Linked DNA regions of Homo sapiens: region 2 is linked to region 1. Evidence: read pairs that join two places in POLR2A ChIA-PET (ENCODE). Cell type or tissue: PC-9. All regions are shown on one strand. Each heading gives the region's core, and the rest is flanking DNA. Links, peaks and the distances in the headings are about the cores only.

Evidence for each region. Peaks named below come from ENCODE experiments on the same cell type or tissue, not always from the same donor. Only the 100,000 strongest peaks of a DNase experiment are listed, where the experiment ranks them.
Region 2: POLR2A ChIA-PET joins it to region 1 with 8 read pairs; 2 of 35 experiments call an interaction of 5 or more read pairs at or near these places.

The regions. Positions count from the first base shown.
Region 1 is chr14:63,570,493-63,577,054 of GRCh38, forward strand. No RefSeq gene overlaps it. Among named protein-coding and RNA genes, the nearest start is that of PPP2R5E, 30 kb to the left of the region's middle. In PC-9, for the core only: no CTCF peak of the experiment used is centred there; a DNase peak (open chromatin) is centred at 3,289.
Region 2 is chr14:63,175,686-63,182,247 of GRCh38, forward strand. LOC105370531 (LINE-1 retrotransposable element ORF1 protein-like) reads right to left here and starts at 2,024. Exons shown (of 4, transcript XR_943934.4): 1 at 1,940-2,024. LOC105370530 (a long non-coding RNA gene) reads left to right here and starts at 2,685. Exons shown (of 2, transcript XR_943933.3): 1 at 2,685-2,769; 2 at 3,681-4,306. In PC-9, for the core only: no CTCF peak of the experiment used is centred there; no DNase peak of the experiment used is centred there.

The DNA of each region.
Region 1 (6,562 bases), core at 472-5,471:
TGGAGATAAGAATATGTGACAAAAATAGCTAATTGTCTCCCATTATCTGTTCTTCCCTTTCACAGGTATAGAATGCCAAATTTTTCGGTGGAGACGTGATACCCAGAATAAATACTATATTTCCCAGAGAATTTTGCTGCTAATTGTGGTTAGGAGACTGTGTTGGGCTAATGGGATGGATGTGGACTAAGAAACTGCATAATATGATAGTTGTAAAGTTCCTTTGGATTTCTTCTGTGCTATCTGGAGTGTGGATGTGATGGCTGGAGCACTAGCCAATGTCCTGGACCATAAAGGATGAAGGCCACACCTTGCTTTTGGAATAGTTGGATAAAGAAGTCTAGGATCCTGAGGTCTTTGTAGAGACAGAAATAAATTGCTTGGTTGTTTAAACCACTGTTATTTTATTTTATTTATAATTTTTTTAAGACAGAGTCTGGCTTTGTTGCCCAGGCTGGAGTTCAGTGGCACGATCTCACCTCACTGCAGCCCAACTTCCGCCTCCTGGGTTCAAGTGATTCTCCTGCCTCAGCCTCCCAGGTAGCTGGGACTTCAGTAGGTGTGCACTATCATGCCTGGCTAATTTTTGTATTGTTAGAAGAGACAGGGTTTCACTATGTTGGCCAGGCTGGTCTCAAACTCCTGACCTCGAGTAATCCGCTTGACTTGGCCTCCCGAGTCCTGGGATTACAGGTGTGAGCCACTGTGCCCAGCCTCACTGTTATTTTAGGTCTCTGCTCCAAGCAGTGGAAACTGCTTGCTTTGTAAAAGCTGTTCCCTCTGCCTGACAGTTTGCTTGAAGTATTGGTCTAGGTTGCCTAGAGAAACAGAACTAATAGGATGGATGGATGGGAAAATAGATAGGTAGACAGACAGACAGATAGATGAGAGGGGATTTATTAGGAGAATTGGCTCATGCAGTTATGGAAGCTGAGGCCTCACGACATGCTGTCGAAAGGCGGAGGACCAGGGAAGCAGGTAGGGTGGCTCAGTCCAAGTCCAGAGACTTGAGAACCAGGGGAGTCAATGGTGTAACTCTCAGTCCAAGGCCAAAGACCTGAGAACATAGGGGTCTGCTGGTGCAAGTTCTACAGTCCAAAGACTGGACAACATGGGGTTCTGATGTGCAAGGCAAGAAAAGATGGGTGTTTCCGTTGAAGGGGAAGAGGGGGAGTTCTTTCCTCTGCCTTTTTGTTCGATCTGGGTCCTCAGTTGATTGGATGGCGCCTGCACACATTGGGTGAGGGCAGATCTTCCTTACTCCGTCCACTCATTCAAATGCCAATCTCTTCCAGAAACATCCTTGGAGACATACCCAGAAATAATGCTTTACCCGCTATGTGGGTATCCCCTTAATCCAGTCAAGCTGACACCTAAATTAGCCGTCACACTCAACAAACTTCTATTTATCTTTCAAGACTGAGATCAATCCATTTCCTCCTCTGTGGAACTTCTGATCTCCACCTGGGGATTTAATTCTTCTTTGGCTTCATACCAGTTCTTAATCTTTTGCATAGTTTTATAGCAAGCTGCACATTTCCGTTTATAAATTTGTCTCCCTACTAAAACAGTCTCTCACTTAAAAAATAATTGGAATTTTTGTTTTCTTTGAGACAGAGTTTCACTTCTGTTGCCCAGGCTGGAGTGCAATGGCACGATCTCGGCTCAACCTCCACCTCCCAAGTAGTTCAAGTGATTCTCCTGCCTCAGCCTCCCAAGTAGCTGGGATTACAGGCGCCCACCACCACGCCCAGCTAATTTTTTGTATTTTTAGTAGAGATGGGAGTTCACCATGTTGGCCAGGCTGGTCTTGAACTCCTGACTCCTGACTTCAGGTGATCCACCCGCCTCAGCCTTCCAAAGTGCTGGGATTACAGGCGTGAGCCACCGTGCCCGGCCTGAGATCTCTTTGAATAAACATAAAAAATCTCATGGCTCATGCAGATTCTGAAACTGCCCACCAAATCTATTGCAATATTGAATATGCCAATCCTGCAAGCCACCACTACCTATCCAAAGATTCTGATTTACTTTTTTTTCTTTTTTTGAGACATGGTCTTGTTCTGTTGCCCAGGCTGGAGTGCAGTGGCATGATCTGATCTCGCTGCAACCTCTGTCTCCCAGGTTCAAGCGATTCTCCTGCCTCAGCCTGACATGCAGCTCGGACTACAGGCATGCACCACCACACCCTGCTAATTTTTTTTTGTTTTAGTAGAGACAGGATTTCGACATGTTGCCCAGGCTGGTCTGGAATTCCTGGGCTCAAGCGATCCACCCACCTTGGCCTCCCAAAGCGCTGGGATTACAGGTGTGAGCCACTAGGCCCGGCATTGATGTATATTCTTTGAGGCGGAATTTCGCTCTTCTCACCCAGGCTGGAGTGCAGTGGTGCGATCTTGGCTCACTGCAACTTCCACCTCCTGGGTTCAAGGGATTCTCCTGCCTCAGCCTCCTGAGTAGCTGGAATTACAGGTGCCTGCCACCATGCCCAGCTAATTTTTTATATTTTTAGTAGAGACGGGGTTTCGCCATGTTGGGCAAGCTGGTCTCAAACTCCTGACCTCAGGTGATCCACCTGCCTTGGCCTCCCAAAGTGCTGGGATTACAGGAGTGAGTCACCACACCCAGCACTGATGTACTTTTTAGGATAAGAATAACCTTCCTCTCCTCTCCTGGTCCACTCAATTGATCCATTGAATAAATACCTATTTGGTTGGGCACTGAGGTAGATGCTGGGGAGAAGAGGTTTGGGTTCTGCCCTCAAAGAGCCTGCAATGTGCTAGGTGAGACAGATCCTCAAATAATAATATGACATACGGAGAAGAGAAGTAGGAGAGATGAGGAAATAATTCATTCTGTTCTCAGGCACAGGTTATGATGATGCCTGGACTACATTCTGAAAGAATAATACTTTACCCAATGGACTGGGGAAAGGGGAGAAAAGGGTAACAGAAGATATAATGGGCAGAAGGAATAACATGTGTGAAGGCGCAGAGGCATAAAATACGTGATTAATTTTAGTCATGAGCATTGCACTCAGGTCTTACGAAGTTTCCCTGCAAACACATTCACAGAACATTTCTTAGGGTGAGTTACCTCTACAGATGGTGCATCTCGTCGATTATGTCTTGATTTATCACTGTTTTAATTCTGAGGACAATGTTTCCCTGAGCCTGTTCCCTAGACTCCATACCACTTGGTAATGACTGAAGCTGTTAATTATACTGTTCCTGGAAAAAATTTTCCCTAGTGCCAGTTCAAGGCCCCACCATTGACTCATCCTGCAGTTATGTACATTCAGGAGCTCTTCCTTCTAAAGGCTTATTCTTTTTGCTGATATTCGGAACACTTGTAAGACTGTATTGTAAAAACTTCCTGGTTAGTTTTTAGCTACTTGTTTTTAGTTAACAGCAGGTTTGTCAGTTTCCTGTCGTCTGTCTTTATTTTTTGTATGTGAATATATGTTCCTTTTTTTTACATTGCATCATATATATGTATATGTATATATATATATATATATATATATATATATATATATATATATATATGTATATGTATATGTATGTATGTATTTTTTTTTTTTGAGATGGAGTTTCACTCCTGTTGCCCAGGCTGGAGTGGCACAATCTCAGCTCACCACAAACTCTGCCTCCCAGTTTCGAGCGATTCTCCTGCCTCAGCCTCCCGAGTAGCTGGGATTATAGGCATGTGTCACCATGCCCAGCTAATTTTATATTTTTAGTAGAGACAGGGTTTCTCCATGTTGGTCAGGCTGGTCTCGAACTCCTGACCTCAGGTGATCCACCTGCCTCAGCCTCCCAAAGTGCTGGGATTACAGGCATGAGCCACCACACCCGGCCATTGCATCATATATTGTGCAGGAAATATTTAAAAGTAAAATTTTGGGGCCAGGTGCAGTGGCTCCTGCCTGTAATCCTAGGACTTTGTGAGGCTAAGGTGGGTGGATCACCTGCGGTTGGGAGTTCGAGACCAGCCTGGCCAACAAGGCAAAACCCTGTCTCTACTAAAATTAGCTGGGTGTGGTGGTGCATGCCTGTAATTCCAGCTACTTGGGAGGCTGAGGCATGAGAATCACTTGAACCCAGGAGGTGGAGGTTGCAGTGAGCAAAGATCATGCCTCTGTATTCCAGACTGGGAAACAGAGCAAGACTCCATCTCAAAAAAATAAAAAGAAAAAAGAAAAGTAAAATTTTTAGAGCAATTTCAATCTTTATATTGTGGTAAACAATTTATTTCTTTTTCAACTTATATTTTAGAATTGGGGGTACATCTGCAGGTTGTTACAAAGGTATTTTGCATGGTACTGAGGTTTGGGGTATGACTGAACCCATCATCCAGGCAGTGAGCATCATAGCCAACAGGTAGTTTTTCAGCACTTGCCCCACTCCTTCTCTCCCTTCTCTAGTAGTCCCCAGTGCCTACTGTTCCCATCTTGTGTTCATGCGGACTCAGTGTTTAGCTCCCACTTATAAGAGAACAGGCAATATTTGGTTTTCTGTTTCTTTCTTTCTTTTTTTTTTTTGAGACGGAGTTTCACTCTTGTTGGCCGGGCTGGAGTGCAGTGGCACAGTCTCGGCTCACTGCAACCTCTGCCTCCCAGGTTCAAGAGATTCTCCTGCCTCAGCCTGCCGAGTAGCTGGGACTATAGGTGTCCGCCACCATGCCTGGCTAATTTTTGTATTTTTAGTAGAGATGGGGTTTCGCAATGTTGGTCAGGCTGGCCTCAAACTCCTGACCTCAAGTGATCCATCCACTTCAGCCTCCCAAAGTGCTGGGATTACAGGCGTGAGCCATCACGCCTGGCCTCTGTTTCTGTCTTAATTGGCTTAGGATAATGGCCTTTAGTTCTATCCATGTTGCTGTAAAGGACATGATTTCATTCTTTTTCTATGGCTGCATAGTATTCCATGATGTACATGTACCACATTTTCTTTATCCAGTGCACCACTGATGGACACCTGGGTTGATTCCATGTTTTTGCTATTGTGAACAGAGCTGTCATGAACATATGAGTCCTTTTGGTAGAAAAATTTATTTTCCTCTGGGTATATAACCAGAAGTGGTATTGCTGGGTTGAATGGTAGTTCATCACTTAGTTCTTTTTTTTTTTTTTTTTAGACGGAGTCTCCCTCTGTTGCCAGGCTGGAGTGCAGTGGCATAATCTCAGCTCACTGCAACCTCCACTTCCCGGATTCAAGTGATTCTCCTGCCTCAGCCTCCCGAGTAGCTGGGACTACAGGCGTGCACCATCACACCTGGCTAATTTTTGTATTTTTAGTAGAGACGTGGTTTCACCATATTGGCCAGGCTGGCCTCTATCTCCTGATCTCGTGATCCACCCGCCTCAGCCTCCCAAAGTGCTGGGATTACAGGCATGAGCCACCGTGCCTGGCTCATAACTTAGCTCTTTCAGAAATCTTCAAACTGCTCTCCACAGTGGCTAGACTAATTTATATTCAGTGTATAAGTGTATAAGAGTCTTCAATAAATAATGTTGAATGAATGAATTTATAAAACTGTGTATACACTTATACACAGTGTATAAGTGGCTGGATAGAGCTGCAACACTCTGCCTGGTAATTCCTTTTAAAGTTGGATTGAGTTTTCTGTAAGCCTGGATGGCTATTCTGGATCTGAATGCCACCTGTAGGCACCTGGAAGTGCTATTTTCTCTCAGTTTCCATTGCTCTTTACTCACTCTTCTGCAGTTACATGTATGACATGCTGTAGATTTTTATTTCCATTTCTGACGGTTCCCTAGTGTATGTAGCCATCAACCATTACCATCATTAGCATTGACCAAAGCCAAATAATTGAATTAATAAGAAGTAAGTGTCCCATCTTGTCAATATGGATGTTTTTTTTTCTAACAGGAGCCTCATTACTTGGCCATGACTGATAAGGACCGAGTTAGAGTGCTGAACCTTGACATTAATCTGGCCATGCAAATGTATTCATTAATAGATGCTTAATTAATTGTTCCTTTTAGATTAGGATTGCTTGTTTTTTGCAGCAGTGTGGTCCTTTTGCTTCTCTTTGCTGCTGCATCTGTTGCAAAGCAAACAATCACTGCCGGGCATGGTGGCTCACACCTGTAATCCCAGCATTTTGGGAGGCCGAGGCAGGCTGATCACCTGAGGTCAGGAGTTCGAGACCAGCCTGGCCAACATGGTGAAACCCCATCTCTACCAAAAACACAAAAATTAGCCAGGCGTGGTGGTGGGTGCCTGTAATCCCAGCTACTCAGCAGGCTGAGGCAGGTGAATCACTTGAACCCGGGAGGCAGAGGTTGCAGTGAGCCGAGATTGCACTATTGTACTCCAACCTGGGTGACAAGCAAGAGTGAAACTCCATCTCAAAAACAAAAACAAAAACAAAACAAAACAAAAACAGAAAACAACAACAACAATAAAAAATCATGGCCGGGCGCGGTGGCTCACGCCTGTAATCCCAGCACTTTGTGAGGCCGAGGTGGGCGGATCACGAGGTCAGGAGTTCGAGACCAGCCTGACCAACATGCTGAAATCCCATCTCTACTAAA
Region 2 (6,562 bases), core at 978-5,977, 390 kb before region 1:
CTATTTCTCCAAATAGTTATACACTTATTATTTTCTCATCCCTTATTTAAACAGTTAGGCATGTCTAAATATGTGAGTTATTTGCTGAAAAATATTTTCCTACTTTCCAATTGATCAGTGCCGGCAGAGAGGAAAAATAAGAACAGACATAATTGTTTCACAGACTTCATTATCTTCTTGCCCAAGAATATTCCAGCATCTGTCTTTTTAAACCTTGCATTATAAAAATTAAAAGAAAAAAGTGGAATAATGAATGCACAGAGAGGTGAATAATAAAAGCTAAAAAGGAAACTCAGTGGAATTGAATGAAGTAAGGACTACACGGAAAATATCTGATGAGGTCTCAAGGCTGCATCTGAAGACCTTATTGGTTTTTACCCCAGACTCGTTCCTTTCTAACCATTGGTCTTTTCAGAATTGATTCCTTACTCTCCTTTCATCTCCAGCTGCTGCTTTCCCTGATGTTTTGGATCTCGTAAAGATGCCAGTAGTTCTAAAGGTAACCATTAACTTTAATTATTTTATGGAGAAATTGCTATGATTAACTTAGTTGATACAAACATTTTGAGATCAAACCTTTTACTCAGCTAGATTACTTCAACCTTCAAGAAACCATGCCCCATGCACATGTGCAAACTCCATGCATATATAGAATCACAAAAATTTAGAGTGGAGACCTCAGGCAGGATCTAACCCCGGTCCCCTCATTGAATGCCAGGACATGAAAGCCTGGCACTGAGAAGCACCTTCCTCCATATCTCATAATGATGGGTGATGAATTTCACCCATGAAACAGTGCTCCTCATTCCTGATCCAGTGCTGATCCCAAGTTAAGATCTTCCTGATGTACAGAGGAGTTCAGCCTCAACTGAGTGTCCTTGTTACACTGATGGAGAACAGCAGAAGCTCTATGATTTCTACCACCAGAAATAAACAGATTAGTGGTCTGTACAGCTTGGATTTCTCAGACAGTCTGGTCTTCCTACATGAGGGGCTAGCAGAGCCATTAGCTCAAGCTTCAAACATAGACTTTTCACCTTAAACTCCAAATGATATTAAACATTTAGTTACAGAAAGACAAAAATGGGACTGAAGGACATTCTCCACATAACTTGAAACTTGGGTCCCTCCCAACTTTCAACCCTGGAACTTTCAACCCTGGATGACCACCCTGTAGGGCACCAGGATCTTATGAATAACACAATTGTGTTACATGATGCATCGCATGTGAGCGCTTATGTTAACATCATTGATTTGTTCAATGCAATTACGTAAACTATATAGATGCTTTGGTATTTCACTTTTTCATATACCAGAAGACTTAGAAATGAAAGGGATCTGACTTTTTTGGAGAAGCTCTGCTAAGAGAAGTACGACCAGGTCATTTGTGGGAAAATAGGCAATTCATCTAATAAAAACAGAGGCACCACTCACAAATACTTTTGCTCTGCTAGACATTCTATTTGGAGCTTTGTAATACCATACCATGAAATAATACATGATTCTATGCAATCTTCACAATACCCTATGACCTAGGAACTATTATCACACCCAATTCACAGATGAGGAAACTGGGGCTTAGGTTAAGTGCTCAAGCACATACAATTAGTAAGCAGTTAAGCCAGGACTAGAAAGAACCCACTAGTGGCTGACACCAAAGCCACATTCCAGCCATGCTGGATCACCTCCCAAGGTGGGTTAAAATTTTTACGAAGCAATCCTAATGCTTCAAGAAAATCATCAGGAGGTCTTCACCTCCCACTTAAGGACCTGTCAATCACATATTAAGTTCTTCCCCTCAGCTGGTACTGCCCATAACTTAATAACATAGAGGACATGAAATGCTACAGCTTGTCCTAGAGAGGTATTTGTGGGAGGGTCTACATTATACTGAAAGCTGAATGTCAGTGGCATGAGGACTAACTGCTGTTTGACTTACCTGTGATCCTACATCCTTTCCCCAGGCTTTGTTTCTCACTCACTTCTGACAGTAGCCATTTCTGGTCCTTGTTTGCATTATAATCTATTGAATGGTGCAGTTAGGTTGCTCCTCAGTTTTTCTGCCCACTTCAAAATAATAACCAAATCCTGTTTCTGTTTCTTTCTCCATAAACTCTAAAGAACAACATTTTTGTCCAATATTCTCTCAGGGCCCATGATAGGCCAAACCATCTCAAAGCCTAAGGTTATGTGAGTTGCTCACCCAGGACTGGGACCAGGTAAAGTCAGAAGGATGGGAGAGTTTGTCTTCAGTGCCTCTCTTCACTTGCTCTCCACACAACTGTCTTCTGTTCTGCTCTTCCTGGACCTCTTATGCCTGCATACTGCCCTGGATTCCTGTAGTTAGCTTGGTAATGATATTACTAATGGCCATATGTATTTGTGTCTGTCTGGTCACGGTTCCTTACTCCTCCAGAAGACACCTGGAGGAAGTAAAGCCATTGGTAGAATTTCAGAAACTGCACACCTGGTTGGAAGGCAGTTTCAGGAAAGAGTGGCTGCTATGACAGGTAATTGATTATTTGCTCACAGAAGTAGGCACTTCCTAAAACTAATTGTTACATCTCAGACCATGCATGGCCAAGTGTGTACCTTCTTCCTTGCATCAAGATGAGGAAGCCTAGGAAAGACAGAGCCACCCAATGGAGAGGCCTCAAGAAGAAGTTCAGCCCAAGAGGCAGAATCCAGTGTCTGCAGGGTTCAAGGCTATAGAGAAAGGAAGTGGTCCAGGCAAGCTGTCAACATCAGGAGCATAACACAAATTGGCAGGTGGGTGGAACAAGAAGGAGGAGATTCACCCTAAAGCAGTCACATTCAGAGATGCGTAGAGAAAAGAACCACTGGGGAGACAGGGCTCAGCAGCCAGGCTGGGGGGAAGGAGCACTGCGTGAATCTCTGGCATGCCGAGGGCCAGACTAGCACAGGTCCCTGACTCTAAAGGGACCAAGATACCAGGCAGGTAGCAGAGATGTTAATTTGACTCAGGAAATAAGACAAGAATCTATCTCCTGAGTATAAGTGCAAGGCCTACATCCCAGGGTAAAACCTCCCTCATCATAATGGAGATACAAGTTCAAGGCTAGACTTGGTGCTCTGGCCCCTAGACAGAGTCCTGCAAACTCACTGGATTGTAGTCAGGGTAGATCCATCCTTAAGATGTGGAGACAACTGGCCCAGCAGCTGAAAGAGCAGTGACTCCAGGTTGGAGGTACGAGATGGGGTTAGGGAGGGTCCATGTAACACTTTATGCTAACTAGGAAAAGGCATCCCAAGCAGACTGTGGTAAACCTGTGGACACAGTGCTTGGCAAGTGCACCACATTTTTGTGTTATTTGGTAAGATGCCTCTCCCAGTTGGACCTAGGCCTGCACAGGCACAGCCTGATGTGTGGGAAGCAGACTAGATTCTGGCCTCCTCCTTCTTCCTCAGTCAGGCACTGCGATGGTAATGTTAGGTGTCAGCTTGACTGGATTGAGTCACCTAGATGGCTGGTGAAGCATTGTTTCTGGGTGTGTCTGTAAGGGTGTTTCAGGAAGAGATTGCCATGTGAGTCAGTGGGCTGACAGAGGAAGACCTGCCCTCAACGCGGCCAGCACCATCCAGTAAGCTACAGGCCCATTTGGGACAAAACTGGCAGGAAAAGGAGGATTTACCTTCCCTACTGTCTCTCTCCCCTACAGAGCAGGACCTTTTTCTCCTCCTTCCTTTGGACATCAGACTCCAGGTTCTTCAGCTTGCAGACTCTGGGACTTGCCCCAGCAGCCTCCCAAGGGGGCTCTTGGGCCTGAGGCCTGCACTGTCAGCTTCCCTGGTTCTAAGGCTTTGGACAGAAACTGAGCCACACTACCAGCTTGGAGCCATGCTATCGCTTCTAAGATTCTCCAGCCTGCACTTGGCCTATTGTGGGACTTCGTCTCTGTGACTCCGTGAGCCAATTCCTCCTAATAAATCTCCTTCCGTTTATCCTACTGATTGTATCTCTGGAGAACACTGAGTAATGCAGGTACCCTTGGGCAGTAAACAACCTGTCAAACAATACCCAGCAGACTTGGAAGGCACAGTGACTTCACAGAGAGAAGATTGTACTGGAAAGGCCTAGAATTGAGGGCAATGGAAGGGTTTTCTTTCTCCCCTCTAATGTATAACCAAGCTTCCTACTCAAACCCTATGTGATAAAAAAGGAGAATCAAGCGGAACCTGCATCAGTATCTAATCAACAGACTTTTTTCCCTCCTAGAAAGGGCATTTAAATATCAATTCAAGCTAAGAAAACTGAGAAACTCCAGAATAAATGCTTTGGCAAAAACATTTGTATTCCACAACTTTCTTTTCATAGTCAAGTTATGTTCCTTCTTTGTTTTTTTCCAGGCCTTCCTAGCAGAGTTTTTGCTGTCTCTGACCAAGCTGAAGGTAAGTTGGACAGATGCACCATTCAGAGGCCAAGTTCCACACAGCAGTTTTTTTTTCTAGAAGTAACATCTGGCTCTATGGCTTTTTCCCCCTTGGAGACTCAGCGGCTGTGGACGTGGCAGGCTGCTTGGCTTGCTTCACAGCTGTGGGGCCACGTCCCAAGTTCCTCTGGCATGAGCTGCAGCTGTGCAACATCTGACTTCATCCTTCCACAACCCCCTGCACCCCTTGCCCTTTTACTTGAGGCAGACCCCCAAGAAGTCCAGGCAAAACTCTGGAAAACATGGGATGGTGTCAGCACTCTGGTCTCTGGCCCTTGGTAGCCATTAGAAGTAAAACCACACCTTGTAGGGACCAGTGTTCTGTCACCATGTTGATGGTTTGAGGAAGAGATTAAACTCTTTGGTCAGGAAAGACCTGGGGGAAAATATGAGTTTCTATTCACAAAGGAGATGAAAAGAAAAATCTTTTTGGAGAGTGGGGCCTTTTCTGTCAGTGAGACCTGAAGATTAAAAATGAAGAGAAGAGCCTATAAAGATACTTATGAAAGAATGGAGAGCAACCGTCCCTAAGGATCCAGAAATACCTGTGAATTGGAAGGATTTCAGTTCTGGTAATTCTTTGAAAACAACGCTTTCATTTTCTAAGTGATACATCCTCATTAAAGAAAATATAGAAAGAGAAAGAAAAATATATGTACCTAGAGAGAATCACACTTCTTCCACCCAAACTCAGACCATTTGGGGCATTGCCTTCTTTCCCTTTTATTCTTGTTTATAGAATTCTGGGGAATTGAGCTTACCCCTAATCATACATGATATATGTTTATATATGTACAATATTAAATTATACAAGTTTTGCCATGTAATTAATGTTCTTTGTAACAACTTTTAAGGGTGGCATAATTGAACAGTTATGGCAATTTTCTAGATCTATTATAATTCTGTTTTAATAGACACTAAAGAGACATTTTAAAGAAGCAAACAAAATCAGTAAGAAGAAAACCTGGATTTAGGCAATAAGAAGAAAGAAAAAGTAAACTCCAAGGTTTATTTATATAGCCCAGAGATTAGCAGGATGGTGATATCAATAGCAGAAATATTGAAGCAAGAAAGAGCTTGAGAGGTTGCCTAGTTCCTGGCTACTCAAAGTGTAGCCCATGAACCACCAACATCAGCATCATCAGGGAGCTTGTTAGAGGTGCAGAATCTTATCCTCCACCTCAGACCTACTGAATCAGCATCAGCATCTTAAAAGGGCCTTCAGATAGTTGATATGCCCAACAAAGATCAAGAATCACTGGCTCAATACAATCCCTTCCCCCAACCAGAGATGTAAAGTCTGGCTGCAGTCACACAGCTAAATAGTGGAGATCTGGTCTTTGGTTCTATTAAACCAAAATCTATTTTATTCAACCTCTAGTAATAATAATACAAAATAATATTTATCAATAACTAAGTGTCAGGAATGATTCTAATTGCTTTATATTTAATGCTTACAACAACCATGTTAGCATCCCTTTTTATGATCAAAAAACTGAGTTTCAAGTAACTTGCCCAAGGTCCCATATTAACTGGCAGAACTGAGATTGAACCCCGGGTATCTGTCTTCACAGTTTATACTCCTAACCACCAAAGTAAACTGGATGATGGATGGATGGATGGATGGATGGATGGATGGATGGATGGATGAATGGGTGGGTGGACAATGGGCCACTTTGCTGTACTTTAGCCTAGCTAAACTGACAAGCATACATTTAAGTATGTTAGGGATATACTTAAGTATGTATGGGACAGTATGCATAGCTATATGAATTTGAAACAAAGAAGTCTAGTTCCAAAGCCCTCACCTGCTCTTAAACAGTCACTACACCAAAACTGCAAAAGAAAACAGTATGCTAGGGTTATCCTTAATGGCTGAAAATCACTATAGGACAATGTAAGGAGTTTTACATCTCCAACAAATTGGCTATATGTTAGGCTTCCCTCTATCGGACTACTATTTTTTGTTTACCTATGAGTATCTTCTCCCAATTCATTCATTCATTTCAATCTTTATCATACCTATTTGTTCATTATTAGTTATTATGTGGCTGCTCAAGAGGTTGTGATGATCAAAGCAGACAGTCCCTACCCTCATACGATTTGCTAAA